Regions from separate parts of the Homo sapiens genome. Here region 2 is linked to region 1. Evidence: chromatin contacts called from ENCODE Hi-C or POLR2A ChIA-PET data. All regions are on one chromosome and are shown on one strand. Each heading gives the region's core, a stretch centred on a gene start or an enhancer-like site at or near the end of the contact. The rest is flanking DNA. Distances are from core to core; before and after follow the strand shown.

Region 1 (4,435 bases), core at 982-3,481:
TTCCTGGGAAAGGGGAATTGGCTCATTTACTGCTTGCTATAAAAGCTGCTGAGTCCTTTTCCTGGGGCTCCCTAGCTATGGGACAACTCACTGCACGCACAGGTGCCATCTGGGCTCATCATGTCACACCATGGGACTTGGGAACAGGGCAACTTGGGCTACCGAGCTGATGTTCCTGCTGTTTGCTATGCTGTGAATAATAAACTCTCTTGCTCTGATGTACTGACTTTTGTTGTTTACTTTTTGCACCTACATAGTTGTGGCAAACAACCCAAGTTCCTTGCATGCTTAATCATCCACTTTGAAGTCTTATTACTCCTGACCATTATCTATAAGGTTGGTGTCCTTTTCTGACAATATCCCATTATATTATGTGACAAAATAATATTATCTGTGTTTCTGTGTTCATGGCTACCTGTATTTAGAGAGACTCCTTTAGAATCACAGAAGATCTCAACCCTTCCCCTGCTCTGCTGACTTATGAATGCACAGCAACCAGCCATGTCTAATGATGGATGAAAGGGTACAACCTTTAACTCACTGCCTTCAAGTACCTTTTGAGAACAAATAGTTATGGAAGGAAACCTAAAGAATATCTATTTCCTAAAACCCATTCCCAAATTGTGGCAGAGTGTCAGAGAGGCATGCCTCAAAACCCATAGTCTGCTATCTTTGTTGAACAGCTTTTATTGCATTACTGTTTTTTGGGGGCGGTGGTGGCGGGGGTGTGGGAGTGATAACAATGAGTCCTCATTGAGATCCTTGTTTGGATCAGGCATGCAAAATTCATGTATTACAAATATTTAGAGAAACCGGCTTAAATCTCTTGTAGGGAGTATAGTTACAAATGAATGTGAATGGATGAACAAACAAATAAATACAATTTGAGAAGTCATTGACCATCCAGCTGTGTTTTATAATAATAGGGACATAAAAGAAAAGAGAAGGAATATTTTTGGATACCTATTTTATTTCAGGCCCTTTTGTGGGTGCTTTACTAACATTATTTCACTTCATCTTTTCTTCATACCACCTCTGTGAGGTTGGTATTATTCATTCAATTTTACAGATGAGAAAATTTCGCAGAAAAGTAAATAATTGTATAAGGACTACATTGGGATTCAAACTCAGGAGTGTCTGATTCTAATGCCTGTGCTCTGTCCAGGACACCTCACTGTACATTATCCAGGAATTTTTATTCCTCGGGTCCTCAGCAGCAGTGAAAACCATGGAGTGTAAGCTCAGCTACCTCCCCGGTCCTGGAGAGGCTTTCGCTAGCATTTCTCACATAATGTGTGCTCCTGCTGCCACCTGCTGGCACTTTGTGCATCCTAATTTTTCTTGGTAAACCCCTCAATCTCCGGGAAGAAGAAACCATCTGGCTCCAAAAAAGGCAAGAAGCTCCATGCAGACAACTAGCTGGTAAATCTTCCCCAAAGCTGGTAAAGCTATAAGGGAATAATTATTCTCATCGACCTCCCCTGGGGAGAAATCCTTTCTCTTTCGAAGTTACTCAGTTTTCATCAGATTCCAGGTATTGAAAGAAAGCCCAGATTGTGTTATCCAGACCATTTAAATTTGAATGGTGGTCTCTTGCTAGACTGGGGTATTCCATGCCCCTAGTATGTAACACTGATCATCATATTGACAAGCAACAAGCCAGTAGGTAACAGTGCCTCAACCAATAAGAGTCTAAGTGGCTGCAGAGCTGGGCTTGGCCTCTTTCCAGAAGGTGGTAGGGCCCCCAGGAATCAGGTTACTGCATATCCTGGTCCTTCACCTGGGCAGCTAGGACCAAGAGGGGACTCTCTTACCTCTGTCAAAGACATCACACACACAGACACACACATACAGACACACACACACACACACACACACACACACACTCTCTCTCTCTCTCTCTGTCTCTCTCTCTCTCTCTCTCTACCCCTCTCTCTGTCTCTCTCTCTCTCTGTCTGTCTCTCCCTCTCTCTCTCTCTCTGTCTCTCTCTCTCTCTCTCCACGTCCTGCAAAACATAATGATTTGTCATCTGGGGTGGATTATTAGATTTTTGTTTTCCTTTGTTTCCCTTTCCTTGACAAAATGGGGAAAAACCCTTCCCGGGGGCGGGAGAGCTTATTTCTGACTGCTGTAAAAAAAGAAAGCAGGAATTGTTGTCACGACAATGAGGAGCTCATCAAAGCCTCATTTTGCTCATCAGCCATCATTGCCCTCCATCCCGCACCCCCGCATGTTCCTCTAATTCAATGCCCGCCTAATGAATAACTCCCAGAACAAAAGCCCCTTTCAGGCTGCCTACATAATTATCAGAGGAGCCTTGCATAACTGTCGCAGACTACTCATGTTTTCAGGTCTGTCTCTAAATTTGGTTATTCACAACCTTTATAGCTCAATATTATTGCCTAACTGTGATCATTTTCTAATTATCCTAATAATACCTATTAAATAATTCCCATTAAATCACTTGAACCGGAGCAGCACAGGCCAGCTCAAATACAACTTAACCTAATAAGCGTTGGTCATTCATTAAGCAACAGGGCAATCTCTTAAAGGGACTGAATAGAATATTAAACCACCAAGGAATATTATTATTGCACAAATGTTATTACAAGTTAGAGTATATTAATTTTGGTGGCTGGTCTGCAAAACTTCCATTTGGTTGCTTTTGAGGCCACTCTCCCGTCTTGACTCTTTTAGTCTCCAGCCCCTTGTTGATCTGCATCTGTCACCCACACAAGGACAATCATGGGAAAAAGGCCCATAAACTTAACAGGGGAATTAAATTACCAAGGATATAAAGGGAATGAATGGAATCCATCTTCTGTCTGGCTTGGCACACCTCCGAAACATCACAAGCTGGCCAGATTTCTTTTGCTATAACTCAAACTAGCTCTCTCTTTTCTTTTTTTTTTTTTTTTTTTTTCATATTTGGGGATGAGGAAGATTTTCAGAAGATGCTTTACAATTTTGGTTTCTATCATTTAAATTTCAAGCAGTAAAAATTAGACAAATTCTTTAAAAGAAGATGTGTGTGGATACTTAGTAATATTTTGTAAAATGATATGAGTAGTGTTTACTAAATGCCTACAACCTAGGCAATACTCCGGTAGAGACTTTGCCTATCAACACTTCTAATTCTCAAAATGACCTGATAATATGGGGATTATTATCTTCACTTTTCAGATAAAAAATCTAGGACCAGAGAGGTTAAGTGATTTTCCCAGGACTATTCAGCCTAAGCGGAGTGGAATAGAATTTGAACACAGGGCTTATTGGCTTATTGGCGCCCACAGCTCCCCACTTCCCACCATGCCACCTCTTGGCCTGTGTTGCTGGCGGCAAACTGAAGCACGCCCTGGCTTTTCTGGTTTTTCCTCTTCTTTTCTAATGCTCTCACTGAGATCAGCAGATTGTCAAAGACAAGGACCAGAGCCTTCTGGACTGGGAATATGACCAAGCACCAAACAAGGGCAGTTCATTCTACCAAAAGTCCCACAGCAGCTGTAGAGATGGACAGTGACTCTCAGTCCAGGCAGCAAGAAACTCTTTATATTTGTAATAAGCCTATTTCTAATGAGCAAATTTGGGTCATCTTTGCAAGGAAATCCAGTGCATTGTAGTAAAAAAAACAAACAGGTATTGATTAATCATCTGCTCCATGCCAGGCACTGGCTATGGATATTACATAAATTATTTTAGCTAATCCTCACCACAAATACAAGTAACAAGTATTATTAGCACTCCCAATTTACCAACAAGAAAACTGAAGCACAGAAGAGGTAAAGTCTGACTCTAGCATTTCCCTGAAATCTAGTTGCTAAATTAACCATGCAGTTAATGAAACTGAAACCTCAGGACCCCTTACTTGGATGGGTCCTTGCAAGGTTCTGGAAGCAGCCCTCACAATTTTACATGCATGACTTTGCATGAACTCCAGGCCTCAGGAAATCTGGGTCTGCACCTGCTAGTTTCATCGCTCTCATGTAACTGGACTCTTAAAGAATTGAAATCCTAATGTTTCACTTGTTAAGTAACAAGTAACCTGTTGTTTATATTATTGCACATTATTTCAGTGCTCAGTTTTTCACCTTTTATATCTCAAATGCTGAAGGCTGAAGACATCACATTATAAAACTAAAGAGACAATACCCCCAACAAACTCTTAGGGCCCCCCAATTCATGAGCCACACCCCTACTGGAAGATTTCCGAAAATGTAGGTTTCTTTAAGCCACTCCTTACCTGAAAACCCTTCACTAGCTCATTTGTGAAGATATTTCATGTCTTTCCACATTTGACCTTTGCAGGTGCTGTTCCCTCTGCCAAAACAATCTCCTCTTTACTGGTTAACTCTTGTTCCTCCTCTGGTTCTCATCTTATAGATCACCCCTTCCCAGAAGCCTTGCTTGATGGCTTCCCTCGCCCCAAGATCAGTT
Region 2 (4,485 bases), core at 651-3,150, 880 kb before region 1:
CCTTGGGTAGGCCCTGCTGGAACAAAGATGAATGAGACGTGATTCTGCTCCCCAAGGAGCTCATAGACTACTGGGAAGGGGGAGTGTAGATACATAAACAAATAATTAAAATTCAATGTTATGATAGGGACAATACAGACACAGAGGGAGATGTAAAGTCCACTGATGGGAACCAGCAGAGCTTTGGAGAGGAGATGCTGCTTACCTACTCTCTGAGGGATGGGCTGGGGTTCAGAAGGTGGAAAGGAGGACTGGCGTTTTAGGGAGGTGGAATGGCATTTGCAAAAGTAGCGGGGAAACAGCCTATTTGGGGAGTAGTGAGAAGTAATTTGGTAACCACTGTTAACATTTTCTCATAGGTCCTTCCAGGCTTTCTGACATGCATTTTCCTGTGTATATTTGTGAATGGATGAGTGTGTGTGTGTGTGTGTGTGTGTGTGTGTCTGTGACTTGCCTTCATTTCACTAAACATTGTATGTTAGAAGTCTCTCCGTGTCAGTAAAGAAAAGCTCCTTCATTTTTTAAAACTTCTGTAGTGTTCTATTGTGTTGATCTATTATAGTCCCTCTTTAATAGACCGTTTAGGTAGTTTCCAGTTTTTCACCTCCTATGTGTATCTTCGTGAACCAATGTCTAGAGAGGAAGTTGCTGAGTTAAAGGGTACCTACATTTAAATATTGACTGCTATTACTTAATGACCTCCAAAAAGGCTTTACCAATGTATACTCTTCATGGAGTGGCTAAAGTATGTCATGGCCTAGTAAGTCTTTCACATTTTCCCCTTTCTGCCTTAATCCATGGCATAATTTTCCTCTCCCGAAAATAATGATCCTGACAGCAATCCTACATGTATGGAATGAGTTGCCCCCATTTTACAGATGACAAAAAACGGAGGATCAGAGGAGTTGGGTCTTATCCACAGTGCCCCAGGGAGTCAGAACCAGAACTAGAACTCGGGCCTTCAGAATCCTAAAGCTTTTTCTACTATGTTGCTAGGCAACACTTCTCCCTTTTGATTCTTGTGCCAATGCTACTTGTTGCCATGGTACTGCTGGGACAAGGAGCAATAAGTTGTAATTAAGCAGTGAGCTAGAATCTTTGCTCCTAGCAGAAAAGGTTTTGTTTTGCCCTTATGTGTGGGTGGACAGGAGATAAGGCCACCAGGGCTGCACTTGGTGCAGAGAGGGGCAGTTGGAAGAAGCCAGCTGATTATCATGTAGGTTTCATGTGAGGGCGGATGTTCATCTTCACTTTGCCCATTTGAAACCATGTTTGCCCAGAAATGCCTGGATGGGGGTGCTGTGTGGGGTCCCTGCCTAGACACTGGCTTGTCAAAAATCAGCATCCAACTTCAGTGTGTGCCTTCTCAGTCTAGAAGAAATAGGGGCCTCGTTGTTAACAGCACCATTCTGGAATCAGACAGGTCTGGGTTCAAATGCTGGTTTTGCCGCTTACAGAAATTTACCAACATTTTCTGATTCTCAATTTCCCTGTCTGAGTGGGGACAATCAGGGTGACCTCGTAAGGTGTTCTGTGTATTGAGTGAGAAAATGGGGCTAATCACTTAGCCAAATGCCTGACATTAACTACCATTTGTTAAGCGATCAGTGCATGTAGCCAATGCTAGCGTTTTATTTTTATCATTCACCCACCCGTTCTTCTTTGTATGCTTTGCAGTAATCAAAGGGTTTCCAAAACATCTTTAGTATTCCATCACTCAGTGCTGAGTTGAGGGATTACGAAAGCTCATCATGTTTTTCTCTTTAGACAAGAACACTCAAAAACAGATTTTCAAAAGATTTGATGTAGTGAAGTTCTGCACCTCAGAAATGTGTGTTATCTGCCCCAGGAATGAGTCATCGGTAGTAGGAGGAAAAGTGAAACTGTTTTTCAAAGGCGACACAATGGAAATTGCACAATTCAAATTACTGCAATTGCCTTTTCAGCTGAATCCAAGGAAATGTTTTGTTTTTTTTTTTTTCAATTCATTCAGTTGACTTTTTGAACACTTCTTATTTGTCAGGCCCCATGCAAGGGGTGAAAAGATGAATAGAACATGGCCCCTGCCCAGGGAGTTCACAGTTTAGTAGGGGAAGAGGAATTTGAAATAATTACAGCAATGCGATAGCTGCTGTGGTGAGGTCTGTGGATGGCGTTGCGGGGACACTAGAGCAGGAAGTCCTTAACTCGGGGAGAGAGGGAAGTCGGGAGAGAGAGGAATATCGGGAAACACTTCACAGAGCTGGTATCAGCTGGGCTAAGTCTAAAAAGATAAGGGCAATCAGCAGGCAGAAGGCACTTGGGCAGAGAAAATGGTGGGGAAGCGGGAGAGAGCACGGAGCCTTCAGATCTGGGTGGGGGACAAGGCTGGAGGAGCAAGCGCCTGCACCCACAGGCCTGGCCCTGTGCTGCATAACTCACTCCTTCTAAAAGCACCCCCTGCTCCCTCCCATTCTTGCAGTGCTCACTACTTTCCTCCTGCTCCTCAGGTTTGCTGTCTCTGCTCCTACCCGGCCCCTCCTCCCCTGCATTCTTACCCTGGGCTTCATCTTCTTTCTTCCTGTCACACCTGAAACTCCAAACCCTTACCTTTTACATCCCTTGCAAAGATGTTCCAATGATCCTCGATGCTACAGGGTAAATATTTCACTTGTTCTGGTCTTTTGTGCAACCCTCTCATCAGGCATAGAACTTAATTCTAGATTTGCACCCATTAGAATACGAATCTCACCCCAAGGCAGCCAGGAGGAGCTGTCTCCATTGCAAACGCACTGATTCCTTTATTCCTTCTCCTAGGTGTGTCCTGAGGACATGGCTCAGCTACTAGACTTTTTTTTTGGTTTTTGTTTGTTTAATTCTTTGTCCTTTAGAGATAGGGTCTCTCTCTGTCACTCAGGATGGGGTGATCACAACTTACTACAGCCTTAACCTCCTGGGCTCAAACCATCCTCCCACCTCAGCCTCCCGAGCGAGTACACTTTTGATGCGGGAGAGGCCTCGTCATTTGCAAGTGAGGCAGAGCAGTGCCACTTCCAGCTGACCACGTGGCCTAGGAGGTAAAGACCTAGGCCATCCAAGTATGTTGGGGTTCCAGCTGTGTCTGAGGTGGGGATGTGACTTTGTGTTTCCCCACCTCTGATTAGTGGGAGTGTGCCAAGGTGCCTTTCATTGTTTCTCCTGGGACAGAGAATCAGACAGCTACTACTCCACAGAGTTCTCGTTGCTGGCCCAGGCTCTTCTTTGGAATGAAACTGTCTGCAATGTAGATGCAATTCCAGGAATAATTATAAACCAATCCACAATGAACTGTCCCTGAAGACTGAGATGCCCAGGTGCTTGTGAGTGGCTGCTGGTCTGACCATTTGGATGCCTCTCTGAATAAATTTACCCTAGCAGGGCCAGGCTGCATGCATCATTTTACATATTGCTTACTATTGTGAAAACACATTTTTATATTCTGGCTTTTTACACTTAATAATACGTTAATAAATTTTTCCATCTTGTAGGCTTTCTAGTTGTCATATTTAATTACTTCATAATATTTAGGTGAGTGAATTGATCATAATTTACTAACCTTTCGGCCCACAACTGAATATTTAGGCAGGTTCTAATTATTTTGTTAGTGTGCTTAATACTTCGAGGAACATCTTTTTGTTTATGTTGATTAATCTCCTCAGGATAAATTCCCATGAGTAGAATTTCTAGTTCAGGAAGCCTAACCAACACTTCTGGAATGCGCTTCCATTCTCATCTCACCTAACCGCTCTGGTTTTATGCTTGATTAGTTACTAGAATGGGATAGAAGGAAAAAGGAAGTAAGCAGAGATTCTGGGGTTCTTCCAAAAGTCAGGCTCACTTAGATATGGGAGACTTGGGGCCACCAGATAGCTGTGTGGGGAGACATGGTACTAAGAGATCAGGGAGAAAGACACACATCAGAATGACACAGAGATAACCATAGTCTCTGAATTAGTCAGAAGAGGCTAACGATGGCAGCAAATAGCCCCAAGCTTTAACTACAAGGAATAAATTTATTTCTTGCATAGGGATAGATGGGGCAAGGGACCTTCATTCAGGCTATTTCATACCGAGACATCCCCCTGCTCTGGGTCAGAGGGATCTTCTCCATGCAGATGGGGAAAGAGCAAGTATCACACTGGGGAGATTTCACGGGTCAGGCCTGTTAGTGGTCTACATCCCTTCTGTGTAAAATCCATTGTCCAGAACCCAGACAGAAGTCCTCACTTGAATGCAGAGAAGGCTGGGAAGTATAATTTAGGTATATGTCCAAGGTGGAAGAGGAGAACACAGATACTGGTGCGTACAAGCGGTCTCTGCTGGAGTCTTTTTCAAAATTTAGCCAGTCAAGCCTGAAAACAGGAGAAGCTGGGCAGTAAACAGAAATGGAGCTTTGCTGCTCATACACACTTTGCATGCAAAGTAATGCAAATAGAATGTGCCTTTCCAAATTTTGGCAGTTTCAAG

What was found. Hi-C counts contacts between places; a loop is a spot of excess contacts on that map. ChIA-PET counts read pairs that join two places held with the same protein, here RNA polymerase II (POLR2A). Pooled maps may share reads with other maps.
Region 2: a map of MCF 10A shows a loop between it and region 1 (7-fold over the local background). The contact joins two enhancer-like sites. A Hi-C loop is called at or near these places in 1 of 168 maps with a recorded cell type or tissue (MCF 10A) and 2 of 50 pooled maps. POLR2A ChIA-PET finds 5 or more read pairs at or near these places in 1 of 52 experiments (endothelial cell of umbilical vein).

What each region holds. Positions count from the first base shown.
Region 1 is chr11:12,328,352-12,332,786 of GRCh38, reverse strand. It overlaps a transcript of MICAL2 not described here. Among named protein-coding and RNA genes, the nearest start is that of PARVA, 47 kb to the left of the region's middle. RefSeq lists an enhancer at 1,816-2,317. Within about 2 kb of position 2,231, at least 3 of the 41 ENCODE cell types and tissues checked have a DNase peak (open chromatin) inside an H3K27ac peak, as active enhancers do.
Region 2 is chr11:13,205,711-13,210,195 of GRCh38, reverse strand. No RefSeq gene overlaps it. Among named protein-coding and RNA genes, the nearest start is that of BMAL1, 70 kb to the left of the region's middle. RefSeq lists an enhancer at 2,391-2,948. Within about 2 kb of position 1,900, at least 16 of the 41 ENCODE cell types and tissues checked have a DNase peak (open chromatin) inside an H3K27ac peak, as active enhancers do.